2 separate regions of the Homo sapiens genome follow, and region 1 is linked to region 2. A link is a contact called in ENCODE Hi-C or POLR2A ChIA-PET data. All regions are on one chromosome and are shown on one strand. The core of a region is the stretch at or near the end of the contact, and the rest is flanking DNA. Distances in the headings are between cores, read along the strand shown. Region 1 overlaps MAP4 (microtubule associated protein 4). Region 2 holds the start of ELP6 (elongator acetyltransferase complex subunit 6).

What was found. A loop is a pair of places that touch in the nucleus more often than their neighbours do. ChIA-PET counts read pairs that join two places held with the same protein, here RNA polymerase II (POLR2A). Pooled maps may share reads with other maps.
Region 1: a loop to region 2 is called in a pooled map, with 2.1 times the contacts of the local background. The contact joins the enhancer-like site here to the promoter of ELP6 in region 2. A Hi-C loop is called at or near these places in 2 of 168 maps with a recorded cell type or tissue (CD14-positive monocyte and GM12878), 5 of 37 single-sample maps with no recorded cell type and 5 of 50 pooled maps. POLR2A ChIA-PET finds 5 or more read pairs at or near these places in 2 of 52 experiments (B cell and OCI-LY7).

Annotation. Positions count from the first base shown.
Region 1 is chr3:47,973,858-47,980,478 of GRCh38, forward strand. It overlaps MAP4 (microtubule associated protein 4), which reads right to left. Exons shown (of 21, transcript NM_001385682.1): 3 at 4,008-4,076. Among named protein-coding and RNA genes, the nearest start is that of MAP4, 39 kb to the right of the region's middle. Within about 2 kb of position 2,479, at least 3 of the 41 ENCODE cell types and tissues checked have a DNase peak (open chromatin) inside an H3K27ac peak, as active enhancers do; they include B cell, GM12878 and OCI-LY7, where a contact is called at or near this core.
Region 2 is chr3:47,510,342-47,517,807 of GRCh38, forward strand. ELP6 (elongator acetyltransferase complex subunit 6) reads right to left here and starts at 3,371. Exons shown (of 7, transcript NM_001031703.3): 1 at 3,196-3,371; 2 at 807-885. The coding sequence starts at 3,249. RefSeq lists enhancers at 2,786-2,895, 3,226-3,335.

The DNA.
Region 1 (6,621 bases), core at 1,229-3,728, 460 kb after region 2:
GTGTATTCTCTATGGCAAGAGAGTTTTAATATTTTATCAACTGCTAAGAAGATAAGCATAACCTCTTTCCTTTAAAACATATCACCCTCAAGTGTCTTCTGTCCAGAATCCATAGAAGAAATTTTTGTCAGAGAATCCAGCCCTTGTGACCAGACCCCTGTAGAAGAGGGAATGCTTCCTAAATTCCGGAAGTCGCTGCAAGGATTCAGTTTAAACTTTCATGATATTCTAATCTTACCATCTCAAAAGTAGTTCTGTATCAGGGGATCTAAAACAATGTATATCTGGCCAGGCACAGTGTCTCACACCTGTAATCCCAGCACTTTGGGTGGCCAAGGCGGGTGGATCACTTGAGATCAGGAGTTCGAGACCAGCCTGGCCAACAAAGTAAAACCCCGTCTCTACTAAAAATACAAAAATTAGCTGGTGTGGTGGCGCACACCTATAATCCCAGCTACTTGGGAGGCTGAGGCAGGAGAACCACTTGAACCTGGGAGGCAGAGGGTGCAGTAAGCCAAGATCGCGCCACCGCACTCCAGCCTAGGCAAGAGTGAGACCCTGTCTCAAAAACAAAAAACAATGTATATCTCAAAATCTTTCTCAGAACATGGTGCCAATTATTTCTTTTAAGCTGAAATAATCTGTACCTTGGGGGTTATAAGAAGCTGCATAATCAGTAAAAGGATAGAAAACTTTAAAGTATTTCAGATTTTAAACCAGAATTCCTCTAAGATTTCAAAACATGGTCCATGTTTTATGTTATATTTCTATAAATACAATCAAAGCATACCATTGTACAGTACTAATCTCAACTGGTTCTAGATTTAAGCAATTAGTTTGAAAAAATTAGGAATGGGAATAAGAAAGTCCTGTTGAAACAATCTTAGATTGTTAAGAGTCCGTCTCCAAAAAAAAAAAAATTTGGCCCAACTTGCAAATAATAAAGGATTATTTAATTTGGAAAAATATTCTAGGATTACTCAGAACTACTCAATTTAAAAACTTAAAATATCTATCATTATTTAGATTTTAGTAAGGTGGAGAGAAACATAGGTAGCCTGTAAGATTAACCTTCCCTAAAAGCAAGCTCAGAGAAGGAAGGAGGAGGGAGAAGAAAAGGAAATTCGCTGCAGTACTGGTGGCCTCAACCCCTTTATGAAAACACATGTTCTCATTTGGTGTTACACTATTCTGATTCATGTTGAACATTTGAAAACCAAAGGAAAAAGGTCAACTAAAAATATTTAAAGGAAAAAAATGTGAGAATGAATCAAATGATAAAATCATAAAGAAAACAAGAAATAAAAGACATTAGATAACCTTTGTAAAAATTACTAAAATTAAAAAGAATTCATTTTGCACTTTGTGTTCACAAAGGGAAATGAGGCTCCATCAAACCCTGCAGAGCACAAGAGGAAGCAGGTTGTTTGCTCAGGCATCAGCAGAAATAGGCCCCGAAGAACTACCCTCAGTTTCTTCTACATCATGTCCAGGAATGAAAAGCAAAGCTCTGCAAAATGCTGAAGGTTTTAGAAGTATAACGATGCTTAGGAAAGATCACTGGTCTGGTGTTGCAGCAGCCCCAGTGTTGAGAGACACGCTAGGCTTCTAGGAGGAGAAAAATAGAGAGGGAGGAAGAAGTAGGAAGGGGAAGAAAAGGGTGGAAAAGCACAGGTCATTAGTAAACAGCAAGTTCAATATCACAAGATGCTCATAAACCAAAGCTATTAATGAAGCTGGTTTGCTCTCGGGACTATAGATAACATTCTGAAGGAAACAGAAATGGGAATTTTCAAAATGGCATTGAGTTAGATGCTCCAGGTAGTGATGGCCAAATTAGAATGAAGTCACCACATGCTCCAAAAACATGCACTGCCATCCCCTCCCTCCACCTTCCCTCCCCAAATAAAACATGCATATTTTCAGTAAAGTATCTTTTTTTTTTTTTTTGAGACGGAGTCTTGCTCTGTTGACCAGGCTGGAGTGCAGTGGTGCGATCTCGGCTCACTGAAACCTCCGCCTCCTGGGTTCAAGCGATTCTTCTGCCTCAGCCTCCCAAGTAGCTGGGACTACAGGCACGTGCCACCACGTCCAGCTAATTTTTGTATTTTTAGCAGAGATGGGGTTTCACCATATTGGCTAGGCTGGTCTCAAACTCCCAACCTCAGGTGATCCGCCCGCCTCGGTCTCCCAAAGTGCTGGGATTACAGGCGTGAGCCACCGCGCCCGGCCTAGTATCTATTTTAATACAGTTAAGTGGTTCAATTCAAAACTCAATCCAGGTGTGCAAACTATATGCTACCTAAGGGCAGAGAGGTATCCAAGAACAGAACGACCTACTCTCATAATGCCACTGGGTAGTTCATAAAGAGCCAGGTTCTTTTTTGTCACAAGGGAATCCTGAAACAGTGAGGGCCAGGATACAGTTTTTACCCTTCTATTCTGTACTACTAAGGCCTGGCAGCGGTAAGCACCTGCTACACAGAGTTTGAGTCTCTTCTGGTCAGGCATGACTTCCTACTGGAGAAGAAATCTACTCGTTTTTGTAGTTGTTTCCTTCCTGGATGAAAATGGCATCCACTCTTTCAACTGCCTAATCAAGTCAATCCCCTCCAGCCTTTCCTTACCCTGGTTAACTGGTTCCTGCTTAAAGAAAGCTGAATTTACTCATTTTTTAAAAGTTCATGTTCAAACTTCTCCTTTAATCACAGGGATATTTGCATAAATGTTTTCTTAAAAACCACATCACATAGATGACTGCTTTCAAAGCAGACACAGAAAGTCAATACTACATTTGACTGAGATTATCAAAGAAATACAAAAACATCAATTCACAAAACTGGAAGATAAAGTGGCATTTCTGGTTGTTTCTAGCTTCTAAAGTAAAGAGTTCCTAATTTATTAAGTTGCTAATAAGGATGTATATGTCACTTGGTAAACATTCACAACAAAAAGAACTTGGTCATCAAAAAATCTGATGTATAAAGATATATACAACTTTCCTATGGTCATAGAATAAAGAATAAATCCTAGAATAGCTGCTATTGCTAACAGAAGGCTTTCTGGAAGCCTTAGAAAAAGAGAAATACTGTGGTGCCTCACAGAAGGGCTTCTCATAGCTGAGGTATGCATATAAGAGAAATACAGAAATATGACAAATCTAGTAACTACCTCCACTGCAATAATATGAATCAAATGTATGGCCCAGTTAAGAGCACACTTGCAGGAAACAATGGGATTGATCATTAGAAGTCAACTCATTTGGGTTAGCAGTGTTGGCCTGATCACAACTGCAAAGTAAATGCAGGTATTTATGAAAATAAAACACGCAACTCTCACATCAGCTACTTAAGAAAATATTTATATAGTATATCCCTGGGACTCCTGCTACTGCTTTGAGAATTTTGCTCACTACAAAGACATTGGGGCAGGGGGTTGGTGCTGGTTATGAGACAGGAACCCACAGAAACTCAATGCTAACTGAAAGAATATCAAAACCCTAGTAAAGAGCTAAGAGTTTAATTAGAAGTAAATTTCAAAAGCAACAGTTAAGGGAAAGATAAAGGAAACACACTGGGGGCAAAATAAATAACTCCTAATTTGTTGTTCACTGGCTTCCTAACATTGAACTGTAGAAAGCTAAACGCAATGTGATTCAGGGAACAGACCTGCTGTTTTAAGAGTTGTAGTGGCCAAATTCCTCCCATGTAACATATTTTGGTGATCATTATTCTGCATCTACAAAAGTATTTTAAGGTTGATCCAGTTCTTGTGTGGTACAGCTCCAATAAATATTCAAAAAATATCAAAGCAAACTCATTATTCTCCTTCCATTGTTGGAGATTTTACATGGCAATGTCCTGGGTTTAAATACCTCCAACAAGAACACTACCACCCTCAGAAATAATTCATATGCTTCCATTAATAATGCTCTTCAAAGGAGATTATCAAGGTGTTCATTGTAAGTGCATCACCTACACATTTGGGGAATCCTGGGAATCACTTACCTGTAGTATCGCTCCCTTCTACTCCATGACCACCATTGGCTAGGAGTGTTGGTTTAGAAGATGGAGTATCTGCAACAATGACAAATAATTACCCATTGTGACAGACAGAAAAATGAAAAACAGATCCAACCACTGTCTTATTAATGGAGTTTTTCTCACTCTTTGTAGCATTAGGTTAAAGCAATTAAAAACTGTTCAAAATTTAAACATTTAACAAAAGGAAACCCAGAAACAGAACTGAACAGAATCATTAATTCCTAGGGCACCCAAGCTCTGTAAAGTACCAGTTCCATAGGAGAGCCCCTCATAATAGCAAGTCTAAATCTTTTTCATTCTGTAAATTATCAAAGATTACCATTAAATTCAGTAAAACCATCATGGAGCAACACAGGTTTGGTATCAGCAATTCAAATCCAAATCAAACGCTCCAAGAACACGAGGGCATTTGTTTTATTATTATTATTATTTTTGAGATGGGGTTTTGCTCTTGTCACCCAGACTGGAGTGCCATGGTGCAACCTCGGCTCACTGCAACCTCCGCCTTCTGGGTTCGAGTGATTCTCCTGCCTCAGCCTCCCGAGTAGTTGGGATTGCAGGCACCCGCCCCCATGACCAGCTAATTTTTGTATTTTTAGTAGAAATGGGATTTCACCATGTTGGCCAGGCGGGCTCAAACTCCTGACCTCAGGTGATTCACCGCCTTGGCCTCCCAAAGTGCTGAGATTACAGATGTGAGCCACCATGCCCAGCGGAGGCCATTTATTAATTACTTATTAATTCCCACACAGGAAATCCAGGGTACCATCATTGCTTCTGGATGAAGATTGCATGGAGGTAACCAGCTGTATTTCTGGAAGCAGAGGACTCCTTTTTTTTTTTCCCTCTTTTTTTTTTTTTTAAGGAAATTAGTTGTATCTTATTCCCTAATGACTAAGGATGTTGAGCATCTTTTCATGTGTTTCTCTGCCATCCCTTTGTCTTCTTTGGTGACTTGAATGGTCAAATTTTTTGACTATTTTAAAACTGAACTGTTTATTTTCTTATTATTGAGTTTTGAAAATTCTTTATGTATTCCAAATATCACTCCTTTATCAGATAAATTTTGTAAAAATTTCTTCCCTGTTTCTAACTTATACTGTATTTTCATTTACTTAACTGTGCCTTTCAAATAGTTTTTAATTTTTATGAAGTAGGTCACAGGATTTTTTTCCCCATGTTTTCTTCTAGAAGTCTTATAGTTTTCATATTTACATTTCATATTGAGGCCTACGGTACATTTTGAGTTAAATTTTGTATATGGTGTAATGATGTGGGTCTAAGTTTCTATTCCTGTACATTCCTAAGTTTCTATTCCTGTACCTAATAATTAGGTGATTAGGTAGTTACCTAATCACCTAATAATTAGGTAATTAGGTAATTATTACAGAGTCATTTGTGGAAAAAGTCATCTGCATTCTATTGAATTGCCTTTGCACCTTTGTAAAAAAATCAACTGACCATATTACATTGGGTTTATTTCTGGGCTGTTATGTTCCATCAATTTGTAAGGCTATCCATTTTGCCAATACCATCCTGTCTTGATTACTGTATTTGTACAGTAAGTCTTCTTGACAGGGAGTCTCTCTCTGTCGCCCAGGCTGGAGTGCAGTGGCGCAATCTTGACGCTCTGCAACCTCCACCTCCTGGGTTCAAGAGATTCTCCAGGCTCAGCCTCCCCAAGTAGCTGGGACTACAGGCACGTGCCACCACGTCCAGCTAATTTTTTTTTGTATTTTTAGTAGAGACGAGGTTTCACTATGTTGGCCAAGCTGGTCTCAAACTCTTGACCTCAGGTGATCCGCCTGCTTCGGCCTCCCAAAGTGCTGGGATTACAGGCATGAGCCACTGTGCCCAGCCATAAGTCTTAAATAAGGTAATATGAGCCCTCCAACTTGAGTCTTTTCCAAAAATGTTTTTGTTTGTTTTGTTTTGTTTTTTCGAGACAGGGTCTCATTCTGTCACTCAGGCTGGAGTGCAGTAGTGCAATCGTGGCTCACTGGAGCCTCGACTGCTCAGGCTCAAGCAATCCTCCCGCCTCAGCCTCCCAAGTAGCTGGGACCACAGGTGCATGCTACCACGCCTGCCTAATTTTTCATTATTATTATTTTTTGGAAAAACGGGGTCTCCCTATGTTTCCCAGACTGCTCTCAAACTCCTGACCTCAAGCAATCCTCCCACCTTGGCCTCCCAAAGTGTTGGTATTACAGGTGTGAGTCACTGCGCCTGGCCTTGTTTTGTTTCTTTGCTTTTCCATATAAATTTTAGAATCAGTTTTTGATTTATACTAAAATTCTTGATGGGATCTTATATGCAATTGCATATAAGACTATATAGATCAATTTGGGGATTGACTATATAGATCAATTTGGGGATGTACAACTTTTTCTGAAAGTCTCTGACTATATCTAACATTTTAGCAACCAGCCTAGCTCTGCAGTCACCTTGCTGACCGAAGAATTCAGAGATATTATTCCTAAGACAATAAGTGAATATCTACAATATATGCTACTAAAATAAAAAATGCAAGATTTTACTTTGGAAGACCACAAACATGCTGTCCAACCCCTTAGTCCTC
Region 2 (7,466 bases), core at 2,121-4,620:
GCAAATCTAGAGACCCAGAGGCTTTGCAACCTGACATACGCAATTTGATTCTAAGATGTACTTTTTTTCTTATTTAACAGTTATATCTTATTTTACTGGTTCTAAGATATACTTCTGTTAGATGTAGTACTAGGTACTTATTATTATCATTTGAGATGGTCTCGCTCTGTTGTCCAGGCTAGAGTGGCACAATCATGGCTCACTGCAGCCTAAACCTCTCTGGCCTCAAGTGATCTGACCACCTCAGCCTCCCGAGTAGCTGGAACTATAGGCATGCCCAGCTAATTTTTGCATTTTTTGTAGAAACAGGGTCTCCCTATATTGCCCAGGCTGGTCTCGAATCCCTGGCCGCAGCTCATCCTCCCACCTGGGCCTCCCGAATGCTGGGATTATAGATAATGAGCCATTACGCCCAGCCATGCAGCAGCCATGTTCTTTAGGAAGCATCTACTGCCAGGACAAAGTGTCAATGGGGTCGAGTGCCCAGAGACCTCGAGATACACAAAGACCAAGGAGCAACAAAATCAGGAGGCCACATAGGACCTCAGTGAGGCAATGTCCACACAGTGGGTGGAGAAGGGGAAGGTAGGACACAGAAACAGTGAGCACATGCCACTCTTTGGCAGGGCTGGGGAAGGAACGAGATGGCCTAGTAACCTGTTATCCTAATAAAATAGCCCCCCTAGGTATCCCAACACCAAGGCTTGGCTTGTAAATGCTGTTATTGCTTCCTTAAATAGTTTTGGTTTTTATTATTTCTGCACCCATCTTGGGTTTCTTTTCTACAGCATCAATGAGTCCCATACCTTTGAGATAGAAGGAGAGAAAGTGGTGTACAAGGAAACTCCCATCTGTCTTGGCATCACAGAGTAGAGTCAGTTTCCCCTAAAAGTTACAAGGAACACAAAAAGGTTAGACTCCCTGGAAAGAGGTCAGCTTAGTGCAGAAATCTAGTCAATTGTGTCCACACCTTAATTTCTCCACCTGAAGAGTTTATTTTTTTAATGACATACATGCTAAGGTACCCTGAAATGATGAAAATAAGTCAAAATTATGGAAAATCCATGACTAAAGTTATCACTTATTGTTACTCATGATAGGCAAGCATATCTCAGCCTCCACCTCCTCAAAGCAAACAGAGAATAAACTTATTTCTCTTCCTCACTTCTCATGTTAGTCACTCAGGAACCAGTCTTAGGAAGAATTGGATCCTGAACAAAGGATGCTTTTACCATCAGACTCCAGTGAAAATCAGATTGCTAGGACTGGAAGAGGCCTTCAAAAGGCCTCCCTGCCAACTACTTTATATTCTGATGCCAATTCTATTCTGTAGGGTGAGGGAGAAGGGAGGAAGAAGCAGTTGCTGATACAGATGTCTGATAACAAAGTTCACCCAATGGCCCTGCTTCAGAGGCCTGATCATGGAGAGCTCTAGAAAGACCTCTAAGGGTGGTCTCTGCAGAGCCTGACTGTCCTGCTCCATTCACCTCTATTTCTGTCAGTGACAGGGAAGGTCAGGATCAAGTGATATCATGCATGCCACCTCCTTGCCGTGTGACCTTCCACAAATGCCTTAACTTCTCTGGGCTTCAGGTTTTTTCACTTACAAAATGTGAAAGATCACATCGTCAGACCTTCAGTGTTACCCCTAGTGCTGTCATTTCCTGGTGCCCACTTGATTACTCCATTCTTTCACCTGGCCCTAGGCTGACTTTGGAAGTGCCAGTGGTAACTGGCAAGGTAATCAGAGTCATCTGGACAAGAACTGCCTGGCAACTAAAATCCACAAGGATCTACTGAAAGCTACAATTTGGCGCTATGGGGTCATAAAAAGGCTTTAGACACTTAGTATCCTGGTTGCCTGGAGGAGTTTACCATTTCATTAGGAAGACAAAGATTATGAATAAACCAGGCTGGGCGTGGTGGCTCACGCCTGTAATCCCAGCACTTTGGGAGGCAGAGGCGGGCGGATCACCTGAGGTCAGGAGTTCCAGACCAGCCTGGCCAACATGGTGAAACCCCGTCTCTAACAAAAAATACAAAAAAAAATCAGCCAAGTAATTAGCCCGGTGTGGTAGCGCACGCCTGCAATCCCAGCTACTTGGGAGGCTGAATAAGGAGAATCACTTGAACCCGGGAGGTGAGGTTGCAGGGAGCCGAGATCGCGCCAGTGCACTCCAGCCCAGGCGAGGGAGCGAGACTCCATCAAAAATAAATAAATAAATAAATAAGCCAAAAGATACACTCCTGAAAGAGGTTACTCCTACGTTAAAATGTGAAAGGTTTCAAGGTACCCCGGAGTGTGAGGAGGGTGGAGAGAACAGGCCAGCCTGGGGTGCCCAAGACGGACTTGGTCCAAGCCAATTTGGCTCTGTCCTGCTTCTAACAGTTCTATTAGAGATCACAAGGAGGAAGAGTAAGAAGAACAGCAGCGTTCAATACAATGTGCCAATTGCTCCGGGGCGAGGTGGCGGTTAGGAAGCTCGCCCATGAAGACGGCGGCGAAACGAACTCCCCTCTCCTCTCGGGCCTATTCTGCAGTCTCCTCTGAGCGCCTGGGACCCCCCACCCCAGTGAACATGCACAGCGCGCCACAGTTCACGTCCGCGAATATAACCCAACCCCACTGTCGGCCATGCTTCCCAGGTACTTTTTTTTTTTTTTTTTGAGGTGGAGTCCCGCTCTGTCGCCCAGGCTGGAGTGCGGTGGCGAGATCTCGGGTCACTGCAACCTCCGCCTCCCGGGTTCAAGCAATTCTCCTGTCTCAGCCTCCCGAGTAGCTGAGATTACAGGCATGAGCCACCACGCCCGGCTAATTTTTGTATTTTTCGTAGAGACGGGGGTTTCACCATCTTGGCCAGACTTGTCTCGAACTCTTGACCTTAGATGATGCACCCGCCTCGGCCTCCCAAACTGCTGGGATTACAGGGGTGAGCCACCGCGCCCGGCCGCTTCCCAGGGACTTTTAAGGACACGCACAGCCGTTGAGAATATGCGAGATGGCCCAGAAGCCCACTTTCGGCGGGCCCAAGCCTCCAGTCCAATCCCCGGGTCGATCCTCTGCGGACTACAACTCCCAGGTACCCCGTGCCGGGTCGTCGCGCCATTCCCCGGGGTCGTGCGCACCGCCTCCCGGATGCAGTATTCCGCTGCCCTGCCAGGTCCCGCCCCCTTCCGGCCAGCGGGACCTCTTACCTGCTCCGCCCTGTCGGGGGTGGTGTTAAGCAGGTTATTAAGTTCCACGAACATTCCGAGCTCCTGGGACTAGCGCTCTGGAGGAGAACCCGGAGTGCTGCAGAGACGACGGAGGCTGGAGAGCAAAACACACCCGACAGCCCGGCTCGCGCAAGGAAGCGCGCATGCGCAATGCCACTTTTGCGAGCCAGCCACAGCCAATGAGGCGGGTGCCTCGATGGGACCGCTGCGCACGCGCGTAGACGTCCGTCGAGTCCCAGGTGGTAGGAAACGATGGGCTTCTCTGTGCGACTGCCAGCGGCCTCTGGCGGCTCATTCCGCGCAGATCTGCGTGGCGCCCGAGCCCTCCCAGTGGGCCCCCAAGGCTCCACGCGACCGAGTATTCTTCTTCCCTTGGCCTCGCTCTCTGCCCAGCCCCGGGCTCCTTTTCTCCACACGTGGCTGTCAAGCGCCTTCTGTATGCCCCACACTCCTGGGAGCTTGGGCTACATCGATGAACAAAAACAAAGGACAGGGAATTTATTATTATTATTATTATTATTATTATTATTATTATTATTTAATTGAGACGGAGTCTTGCCCTGTCGCCCAGGCTGGAGTGCAGTGGCGCGATCTCGGCTCACTACAGTCTCCGCCTCCTGGGTTCACGCCATTCTCCTGCCTCAGCCTCCCGAGTGTAGCTGGGACTACAGGCGCCCGCCACCACGCCCGGCTAATTTTTTGTATTTTTAGTAGAGACGGGGTTTCACCGTGTTAGCCAGGATGGTCTTGATCTCCCGACCTCGTGATCCGCCGGCCTCGGCCTCCCAAAGTGCTGGGATTACAGGCATGAGCCACCACGCCCGGCCGACACGGAATTATATCTTGAAAAGTTGTGTGGAGAAAAGCAAAGTGGGATTAGAGAGTACCAATGGGGGCAGGGGTAGGTTCCAGAATTAAAGAGGTTGTCAGGGTGGGTCTCACTAAGAAAGTGTGGTTGCGGCTGGGCGCGGTGGCTCACACCTGTAATGCCAGCACTTTGGGAGGCCTAGACGGAGGGATCACGAGGTCAGGAGTTCGAGACTAGCCTGGCCAATATAGTGAAACCCCCTTCTCTATTAAAAATACAAAAAATTAGCCTGGCGTGGTGGGGGGCGCCTGTCATCCCAGCCACTCGGGAGGCTGAGCCAGTAGAATCGCTTGAACCTGGGAGGCAGAGGTTGCAGTAAGCCGAGATCACGCCATTGCTCTCTAGCCTGGGCAGCAGTGTGAGACTTCGTTAAAAAACAGTGTGGTTGCAACACGCCCTGTATGCCTGTCCTCAGAGCCTTTATACTAACTCTTCCCTCTTCCTGGAATGCCCCTTTTCCCAGATATTAAGCTGATTTTAAAATTCCCCACTTCCTTCAGGTCTCTGCTCCGATGTCACTTTATTCGTGAGGCCTTCCCTGAGCACCTTACTTAAATCACAAACTGTCCCTTTCCCAACACTTCTTTTTCCTTGCTTTTATTTTTTTCCATAACATTTATATCTATTATACCGTATATAGTTTTGTTCTAGCCCAATCAGCCTCAGATCAGTGGACAAACCTGTAATTCCACCAAAGTCAAGTTTATTGACAGTCACTAAAATAATTGTTATATGATTTGGGAAAGAGTCGAATTCAGGTGAAATTTAAGTGAACCGGTGTTTGATATGCTCAAAGCACAGCACAGCTGTGTGTGGAGTCCTAATCTGGCGTGGACTGCAAAGGGGACCCAGGGTCATTTCTGTGGAAACTACAAGGTTAAGATCGATGTGGAATGTAATCGTTAGCTGAAGCTCTGCACCTGGGATGGAAATCAAGGCTGCTTCTCTGTGTCAAAGGGATGTAGATCCTTCAGCCAAGAATGAGATGTTTCATGCTTATTGAAATGTGAGAAAGAGAAAAAAAAATTGGCCTGACACTCACAGCTAGGTCTTGGTGTTCCTGTTGAGCATAAACAATTTCATAAAACACCAACATCAGACTGATTGTGACGGATCAAGACAAAACTAGAACACTCCATAATCATGTTGAACACAAAACATGTACATTGTCCAAGCCACAACCAAACATCTCATTTCCCAGCAAATAAGAGTACCACTTCTTTACCAATCTCTTTAGCCTGATACAAGTTCTTTTTTTTTTTTTTTTGGCCTGATACCAGTTGTTTATCACATACTGGCTTTGCAAAGATGCCTCCCTGTAAATAAGATATATCAGGGTACCTAATCATAGAATTACCCCAATCTTCTGACAGCCTCCATCTCCAAGCAAAGCTGTACTTCCTTAAACCCTCCCCTAAATCACTTAACAAGCCCAAATCCTATAATTATTTTCTAACACTCTCTTAATGAGACACCCCATGGTTCCCCCATGGTGTACATTCTCCCTCATAGCAATGAGTAATAAACTTAGTGTTTTCAGTAATAAGTATATTCCTGGTGGTCATTGCCTGGAGGGAATAGACATGATGTCAAGCAGCAAAGTTTTAATTTTAGAGAACAAAGTTTCTTGCTAAGAAAGCAGTAGTCGCCACCGAGTGAGGTGGCTCATGTTACATGGGAGGCTGAGGCAAGATAATTACTTGAAGCCAGGAGGTGGAGGCTGCAATGAGCCGAGATCACACCACTACACTCCAGACTGTGCGACAGAGCAAGACTCTGTCTTAAAAAAAAAAAAGAAAAGAAAAGGAAGAAAAGAAAAAGAAAAAAAGCGGTAGTCTCTCAAAGAAAGGGGTTATTTATGAGACTACAGCTGCAGCATGTTTAATCCCAGCTACGTGGGAGACCTTGAACCTGGGAGATGGAGGTTGCAGTGAGCTGAGATCGCGCCATTGCACTCCAGCCTGCACATCTATTATCTGTGATGAGAAAATAGCAGGACAGGTTTTCACAGTCTGAACTAATTTTACGTTTCTTACTTTCCTTATTTGAACTTTAGTACCAGAAGGCAAGAGGACAGGGATTTTTGCCTGTCTTCTTTGCTGTTATTTCCTCAGTGCCTAAAAGACTGCCAGGCATTGGGCCGGGCACGGTGGCTCATGCCTGTAATCCTGGCACTTTGGGAAGCTGAGGTGGGCAGATCACTTGAGGTCAGGAGTTTGAGACCAGCCTGGCCAACATGGTGAAACCCTGGCTCTACTAAAAATACAAGAATTAGCTGGGCTTAGTGGCACATGTCTGTAATCCCAGCTACTCGGGAGGCTGAGGCAGGAGAATCATTTGAACCCGGGAGGCAGAGGTTGCAGTGAGCCGAGATCTCGCCATTGCACTCCAGCCTGGGTGATTATTTTCCAAAGTGGTTGTACCATTTTACATTCCCACCAGCAATGTATAAGGGCTCCAGTTCCTTGGCAATAGGTGGTATGGTCAATCTTTTTAATTTTAGCCACCCTGATATTACACTGCTTTTTCTTTTCTTTTCTTTTTCTTTCTTCTTTTTTTTTTTAAGACAGAGTCTTGCCCTATCGCCCAGGCTGGAGTATAGTCTGTGATCTCAGCTCACTGCAACCTCCACCTCCCAGGTTCCAGCAATTCTCCTACCCCAGCCTCCTGAGTAGCTGGGATTACAGACGTCCACCACACATCCAACTAATTTCTGTGTTTTTATTTTTTTGTTTTTTGTTTTTGTTTTTTGGAGACAGAGTCTCACTCTGTGGCCCAGACTGGAGTGCAGTGGCACGATCTCGGCTCACTGCAACCTCCACTGCCTCCTGGGTTCAACCAATTCTCATGCCTCAGCCTCCCGAGTAGCTGGGACTACAGGCACATCCTATGCCCGGCTAATTTTTTGTATTTTAGTAGAGATGGGGTTTCACCGGGTTGCCCAGGCTGGTCTTGAACTCCTGAGCTCAGGCAATCCGCCTGCCTCGGTCTCCCAAAGTGCTGGGATTACAGGCATGAGCCGTTGTGCCTGGCCAATTTTTGTATTTTTAGTAGAGAGAGGATTTCACCATGTTGGCCAGGCTGGTCTCGAATGCCTGATCTCAAGTGATCCACTCACCTCGGCCTCCCAAAGTGCGGGGATTACAGGCGTGAGCCACCGTGCCTGACCACATTGCACTTTTAGTTTGCATTTCTGTAGTAATGAATGATGTTGAGCATTTTTCATTTTTTCATGTGCTTATTTGCCATCCATATGCCTTTGGTGAAGTGTGTCTATTCAAATATTTTGTCCTTTTTTTTTTTTTTTTTAGACGGAGTCTCACTCTGTCGCCAGGCTGGAGTGCAGTGGTGCAATCTTGGCTCACTGCAACCTCCGCCTGCT